Linked DNA regions of Homo sapiens: region 1 is linked to region 2. The links are chromatin contacts, found by Hi-C in ENCODE. All regions are on one chromosome and are shown on one strand. The core of a region is the stretch at or near the end of the contact, and the rest is flanking DNA. Distances in the headings are between cores, read along the strand shown.

Region 1 (3,779 bases), core at 1,007-3,506, 64 kb before region 2:
ATAAAGCAGTATATTTGTCTTTTAAAGCTTCTTCATTACCCTAATTTTTTCCCCTAAGGCAAAGAATCATCAAATACGATGTTTGAGTAATTTGAAATTGTGAAAAAAATGTGTGTATATTTCTCTATGTGTGTGTGAGCATATATATATATATATATATATATATATATATATATATATATATATTTAGCTAGACAAAGAGCAGTGTTTCAGAAAGCCCCCAGTATACTCAGTTTAACACTTTTCTGTTTGGCTATTTGGCCAGTGCTCTTCGTAGCTGAAACAGAGTTTATTACAATTTAGTCTTGTGATATTATAACAAAATATTAATGGGTGGAACAGAATAGCTAGCTTTTAAAATGTCCTTCCTTTTCTTGTCTCTGTCCTTTTAACAATGGGAATTTATAACTTGTACAAGGTGAAATTTCCTAGTTTATGAAAAACAAGGTGTCATAGAAAAGTATGTGTATGAGAAATCTGTGCACTTAGCCACATTCGATCAGCAAATCTTGACTGTACACCTACAATGTGCACTCTTCAGCACTGGGTGCTGTAGTGGAGAAGGTAGAGAGAGCTGCTGATCTCAGAACTTTTGGCTATAGGTGAATGTTACCATATTTCCCCATGCCCTGTGTATTCCAATCACAAATACAGACTCTGTTTCTCAGAGGCTACAGATAGACATTGGTTTCTGACAGCTTATTAGTGTTTTCTTCCGCATTGTTAAACCTAATTGTTATTCTTTGGTTGATTACCTGTAAGACCAAGAGCAAGGATATGTTGCATCTGAAAGCAAAAACAAATTAACCTGAAAGCTAAATGTGGTAAAAACAATTTTTATTGAAGCTTTTCCAATGACTTGGTCTTATGGGCAAAACACAAGCCACACATCTTTGGACTAGTTGTATCACCTCCTGAGTTGTGGCCCTTGGAGACAGTGTTTGTTACTAGTCCACTGTACACACACATTTTCCATTGCTACCACACTTTCCTACCTCCGAGAGCAAATGTGTATCACAGAGGACCAATGGAAGAGCTTCTGAGATTTCACAGTCTGTCCATATAAAATGGCCAATATAGGCTTGTTCAACTATTGCTGTATGAGAAAATTGGCAAATATTTGACTAATTGGATAAAGGAGTGTAGGAAATTTGGATCATTTCAAGTTCTATGTATCATAATCTGAATGTTCTAGAATGATTGTTTACATTTGATTAAATGAACAAAACGGTTTCAACATATCCTTTCTTCTCAGTGTTAACATAAATCTTACCTTGAAAGTATTTGCAGTATTTATTTAAATGCTGAAGAAAGCTCTTTGTGTAACATGAGGAATAAGCCTAAGATAGTATAGTATTCTCCATTTTTCTATTAGTTTTTAATTTTATGTAAAAATATTTACCAATCTTCGGCACCAAAACTTTATATATATGAAAAATGTACCATGACATACTATTGGAAATGAAAACATTTGAGCCATCACATCTCAACAGACATTTTCAGAGTGAAAATCTATGCCAGAGCAAGCACAGCAGCATTCCCAAATAAAGTCCTTTGTGGCCAGTACGTTTAATACATAAAGCTCCCCAAATGATTGCTTTGTGAGGGGAATAAGAAACACACATGGTACAGACAGGTCCTTGCTGTATATTTTAGCTATAACTGATAGTGCATATGAGTCAATGATTACAGCTATGTATTATTTTATATGTCTCCTGTAATTTTGCCATATATTTAATTATTGCTTTAAATGAAGCAACTCAAATGCCTTTCTCTGTTTTGCAAAGAAAGGGCCTAAAGCTAGATCATAGAATTGTAATCCAGAGAGAATTGTAGTGCATCAAGCCTGGATAAATAGGCATTGTTTAGAAATTGAGCTCCAGCATTACACACAAAAATCATAAATAACTTAGGAATCATAAATAATCATAAATAATCTTAGAAATCACAAATAATCTTATAAATAATCAGAAATTATAAATAATTTTAGGAATATACTGTATATATGAGACTCCAAAACCAGTACTGCAAATCTGTTAAGTTGTAATTTTCCACTTTCTAAGCTATACAGTGGCTTCAGGAAAATGTAGTCCACCATCTTCGCTTTCATTTTCCTTTTAGATATGAGTAAGTGTGACAAATACATTTATGTTTCATTTCATTTTAATGATGTGATCTTCAAAACCACAGATTCACCCAAAGAGGAAATGACTATACTACTAATTCTAGCTGTTTTCATAGACAGTTCTGGAAATAGGAGTCACTGATGGGCAAGTCAGAGTCTGTATTTAAGCCACAGGCATGCTTTGTTTAACCATCACAATATTTTAGAAATTGAGAAATTTCATGAAACAGTCCTAATTCTTGACTTCTCTTGAAAATCAGAAAAACGTATCAACACGATCCACATTCCTATATGGCGACAAGCCGCTGGATGCAATGCATATCTGCCACAACCTTCACCATTTCTTTTGCCTTAAATCCAGCACCCTTTACTGATCCAAATTACCTGTAGATGTCTGAATCTGAGACTCCTGCAGTAGAGAACATTTTCTGGCTTGACCCATTTTTCCATGACTCTGTCTCTAACACTATTAGAACTTGGTAAGTAAATGTTTCACCACACATTTAATTGATATTTGCCATTTTCTTATTGATTAATTTTATATTGACTACCTAGAATCATGCAGCATGTGATATTGAAGAGAAGTCTAACATCTATAAGACTAAAATCTCCTTTTACCAATGAGAAACACTGAAACAGGGCTAGAAGTTGAGGCAGTATGTTGCTGGAGCCTAAAATATTCACACCAGCGCTGTCTGCATGCCTGTGGTTCAGTCCACTGCACAACGTGACCTATGTAAACTGTTCCTTGAACAAAATTGTGATATGGAATTTCTTTGGAATCTTAAATTGTGGAAACCAACCCCCTTCTGAGCCCATTCAATGCCAAGAATTTTAATTAAAATATAATAATAGTAATAATAAATTATAATTGTCAAAATTCCTTAGTAGTCTATTTCAATGAAGACGGAAATTTTATTTTTAGGCTTTTATTTTTATTTTTATGTTTTTGAGAGGGAGTCTCGCTCTGTCACCCAGGCTGGAGTGCAGTGGTGATCCCAGGTTCAAGCGATTCTCCTGCCTCAGCCACCCAAGTAGCTGGGACTACAGTCACACACTACCAGACCCAGCTAACTTTTTGTATTTTTGGTAGAGACGGGGTTTCACCATGTTGCCCAGGCTGATCTCAAACTCCTGACCTCAGGAGATCTGCCCGCCTTGGCCTCCCAAAGTGCTGGGATTACAGGCTTGAGCCACAGTGCTCTGCCTTGGTTTTTTTTTTTTTTAACAAAAGTGTGTATAGTGCAAAAAGTCATTTATCTGAAGGTAGCAAGCCTCTCTATATTTTTTTCTATATAGATATATATATATATAGAGAGAGAGAGAGAGAGAGATGTGTATATATATATACAAGATGTGAAAAAAATGCCTGATTTTCTTACCCCTATCTTCCCTAATGTTCTCACTTTCTATATTTTTAAAAGTTTAAAATGATAACGTGGAGGAGTGCTGAAAGATAATTGTTTAAATTTGTCAAAACCAAAGAACTGTAATGGGCTCGATTCTACTATCATTAGCTCCAGTGTATTTTATTATATGGCATGGCTGTTAAATGCATGAAAACTTTGATTTTTGATCTGTGCTTTTTAATTTATCACTTTAGTTTCTTAGTATAGATGAGTTTTATTTCCTTTTTAATTTCTTTTTTTTACAA
Region 2 (3,429 bases), core at 393-2,892:
GCCACCATGCCCAGCTAATTTTTGTATTTTTAGCAGTGATGAGTTTTTGCCATCTCTGGCCAGGCTGGTCTCAAACTCCTGACCTCAAGTGATCTGCCCGCACTGGCCTCCCAAAGTGCTGGGATTACAGGCGTGAGCCACCGTGCCCGGCTAGTACTGTTTCTTGTACAGTGTGCAGAAGGATGACACAATTAAACCTCTTTTCTAATAAGTTACCCAGTCTCAGATATTTCTTTTTAGCAATGCAAAAATGGACTAAAACAAGGACTTTCACCTTTTCACTTAAAGGAAGCACTTTACAGCTTCTTTTGGCAAATCCAAACTCACTAGCCTTGAATTTTGGGACCACTGTTAAGTAAAAAAGGGTTACTTTAACACAAGCACTGCGATGATACTGCCGACAGTTGATCTGACAGTCAAAGCAGTCACTAAGTGACTAACAGACAGGCAGTATATAGAGCATGGGTACTCTGGACAAAGGGATGATTCTGGTTCTGGGTGGGCTGGAGAGGGACAGTGTAATATTTCATCACACTATTCAAAGATGTCCAATTTAAAACTTAAAGTTAATTATTTCTGTAATTTTCCATTTACTATTTTTAAACTGTGGTTGACCACAAGCAGCTGAAACCATGGAAAGTAAAACCACAGATAAGGGGCAGGGGGAACTACTGTAGTGTAATAAGAAATATATTTGTCGGGGGATGGGGGAGGGATAGCATTAGGAGATATACCTAATGTTAAATGACGAGTTAATGGGTGCAGCACACCAACACGGTACATGTATACATATGTAACTAACCTGCATGTTGTGCACATGTACCCTAAAACTTAAAGTGTAATAAAAAAAAGAAAAAAAAAAGAAGAAATATATTTGTTCTTTGTCCCAGTGCCTAGCACAGAGCTCCTAAAACTCTTGAAATTTCCCTGATCAGAGAGTCTTCTTTTATGCATAAAGAGCTCCTTTCCACAGCAGAATGTATGCTAATTAGTTGACTTTGGATGGGATCCCTACATAGCCTCAGGTTGGGGCTGGTTACCAGAAAGACCAAGTGATTAGAGGGTGGAAACTTTCAGCCCCACCCTTGACTTTTAGGGAGGGAAGAAGGGCTGGAGACTGAGCTCTATAAAAACTCTTGAATAACAGGAATCAATGAGCTTTAGAATTAGTGAACTTGTCCACCCATGGAGGATGGAGATGGAAGCGCCTCTGCTTGGAAACCCTTCTGAACCTCACGTTATGTATCTTTTTATATGGACGTTCATTTGTGTCCTTTATAATAAACCAGTAAACATAAGAGAAGCATCTTCTTGAGTTCTGTGAGGCATTCGAGCAAATTACCAAACCTTAGGAAGGGATCAGGAGAATCCTGAATTTATAGCCAGTTGGTCAGAAGTACCGGAGGCCCAGGATTTATGACAGACACCTGAAGTGGGGGTAGTCCTGTGGGACCAAGCCTTTAAGCTGTGGGATCTGAGCTAACTCTGGGTGTCAGAATTGAACTGAGTTGTTATACACCCAGCTGGTGTCCAGAGAATCAGAGAATTGGTTGTTGGAGTTGGAAAATCCCTCAGACTTCCCAAGTTTCCCTTTGCATATTTTTAACCTATTAGTCATACTTATGGAAAGAGCAGTAGCTTCATTGATGAAACAAACATTGCTAACCAGTATTACTGCTTCACTATGTGCCTTCAGACAATTAATTTGGGCTTAGTGAACGGTATTTAGAGACTCATGAGAACGAGGCAATAGCCAAGATACACTTGGAAAACAGTAAATCTTGAAATCGAAATGATGAACTAGTCCTATCATCACCTTGAATTGATAAATGAGAATAACATTCCTTTAAGGTTATTCACTCTAGTGTCATGTTAAGTAGTTCTCTCACTGACTTTGGTTTAGATACTTTCTGAATATGCCATTCTCTTTACCCATTTTCATAGTCAAACACTGAGTTAAAATATTTAGGCTTTCCTTCTAAATCATTTTCTCCATTGTCTAACTTTTTACTGCTGGTGTTTATTTTTTATTTTTGAGTTATTTCTAGCATTTCAGGATCCTAGTGGCCTTCCTGTCTGTGCAAGTCACAATACACGGCCAGCACTGGGCGTGCCCAGTGAGGTAAGACAATAAGAAACTGTCCATGGCATGGCCTTTAAAAAAAACTGTAATACTGTGTTGGAATCATTCCAAACATCACAATTGCGGTTTGTCACATCTTATAGATCTGAACCAAAATTATTCTTTTTTAAAAGATGTCATCACACATTTATTGGGGAGGTAAGGCAATAAATGGATCATTTAACACGAATATAATTTTGCACAGAACACTTGTCTGTGAAGGAACAGGAAACAATGTGTTTGTTGAAAAAAATCTACTTTGGGTCAAGCATTACTAATTAATATTGATTGCTTTTTTACTCTGCATATGAATCCTCATCATTGGTATTACAGGTCCATAATCCCTTATATGAAATCCTTCCGGCTAAATATGTGTCAGGATTCCGAAATCTTTGGGTTTTAGGCCTGGGGTGTCTTTCTTCGGTAAACAACATTAATCCTTCCTCAGTGAAATGTATGCATATCTATATAGGATAGAATAAGTAAAGGCTGTAAGTAGCCCCACATCAGTGCTAGTCAGGTTTTCACATAATGGATTCGGGTCACATCAGGTTTTTCTGCAAAGTAAGAAAAAAATGGTTTCTAGTGGTTTAGGGGTTTCAGAATTGTGAATAAGGGATAGTGAGCCTGTACTACCCTAGTTTTATGAAGGGAAACTTGGCATCTAGAACGGTTACTACAAGTTAAAAATACAGAATTTAAACCTAGACTTGTCTTGATCCAACGATTGTTGTTGCTCTATTGAACCTAAATTAAGGATTATGAAGTTGTGTTCCTTCTGTAAGAGTAATTAAAGAATTGGGTTCTTCAAGGGACACTAAAAATAAAAGCTGTAAAAGATTATCCATTATTGAATCAATATTTTTAATACTTTTGAACAATTTTCCAGTGTGATCACCAATCACAAAATCACAGGAAAGGTTATTTTTCCATGGTTTAGAAGTTAATTTTTATTCAATAAAAGGAAAGCTTCTCTGCTTTCTCCACTTATCTAATTTCAAATTAACTCAAGTGGCTGTCAAAGAGATTGCTTTGACTCTGAAAGTTTGATGGTAGATTAGATTTGAAGGACCCAGGAAGCTATTATTTTCATGGCAATCCTTGTGGCCTGTTAATTAATTATGATTTATGTTCATCTGTGTCCCCACCCTACAAAGACCTTTTTTTTAAAGCCTACTAGAGGGTATAGGCTATTAACAAGGTATTAACTGGATATCACGGACACAATGACAATGCAGTTTTGCCTGGGCAAAAAAAAAAAAAAAAAAAAAAAAAAAAGCTAGTATGCTATTTGACCAGAACTTTGA

Evidence for each region. Hi-C counts contacts between places; a loop is a spot of excess contacts on that map. Pooled maps may share reads with other maps.
Region 1: a loop to region 2 is called in a map with no recorded cell type, with 4 times the contacts of the local background. The contact joins two enhancer-like sites. A Hi-C loop is called at or near these places in 2 of 168 maps with a recorded cell type or tissue (lower leg skin and mammary epithelial cell), 1 of 37 single-sample maps with no recorded cell type and 1 of 50 pooled maps.

The regions. Positions count from the first base shown.
Region 1 is chr4:176,901,573-176,905,351 of GRCh38, reverse strand. No RefSeq gene overlaps it. Among named protein-coding and RNA genes, the nearest start is that of LINC02509, 28 kb to the right of the region's middle. Within about 2 kb of position 2,256, at least 4 of the 41 ENCODE cell types and tissues checked have a DNase peak (open chromatin) inside an H3K27ac peak, as active enhancers do; they include mammary epithelial cell, where a contact is called at or near this core.
Region 2 is chr4:176,837,489-176,840,917 of GRCh38, reverse strand. No RefSeq gene overlaps it. Among named protein-coding and RNA genes, the nearest start is that of LINC02509, 36 kb to the left of the region's middle. Within about 2 kb of position 1,642, at least 3 of the 41 ENCODE cell types and tissues checked have a DNase peak (open chromatin) inside an H3K27ac peak, as active enhancers do; they include mammary epithelial cell, where a contact is called at or near this core.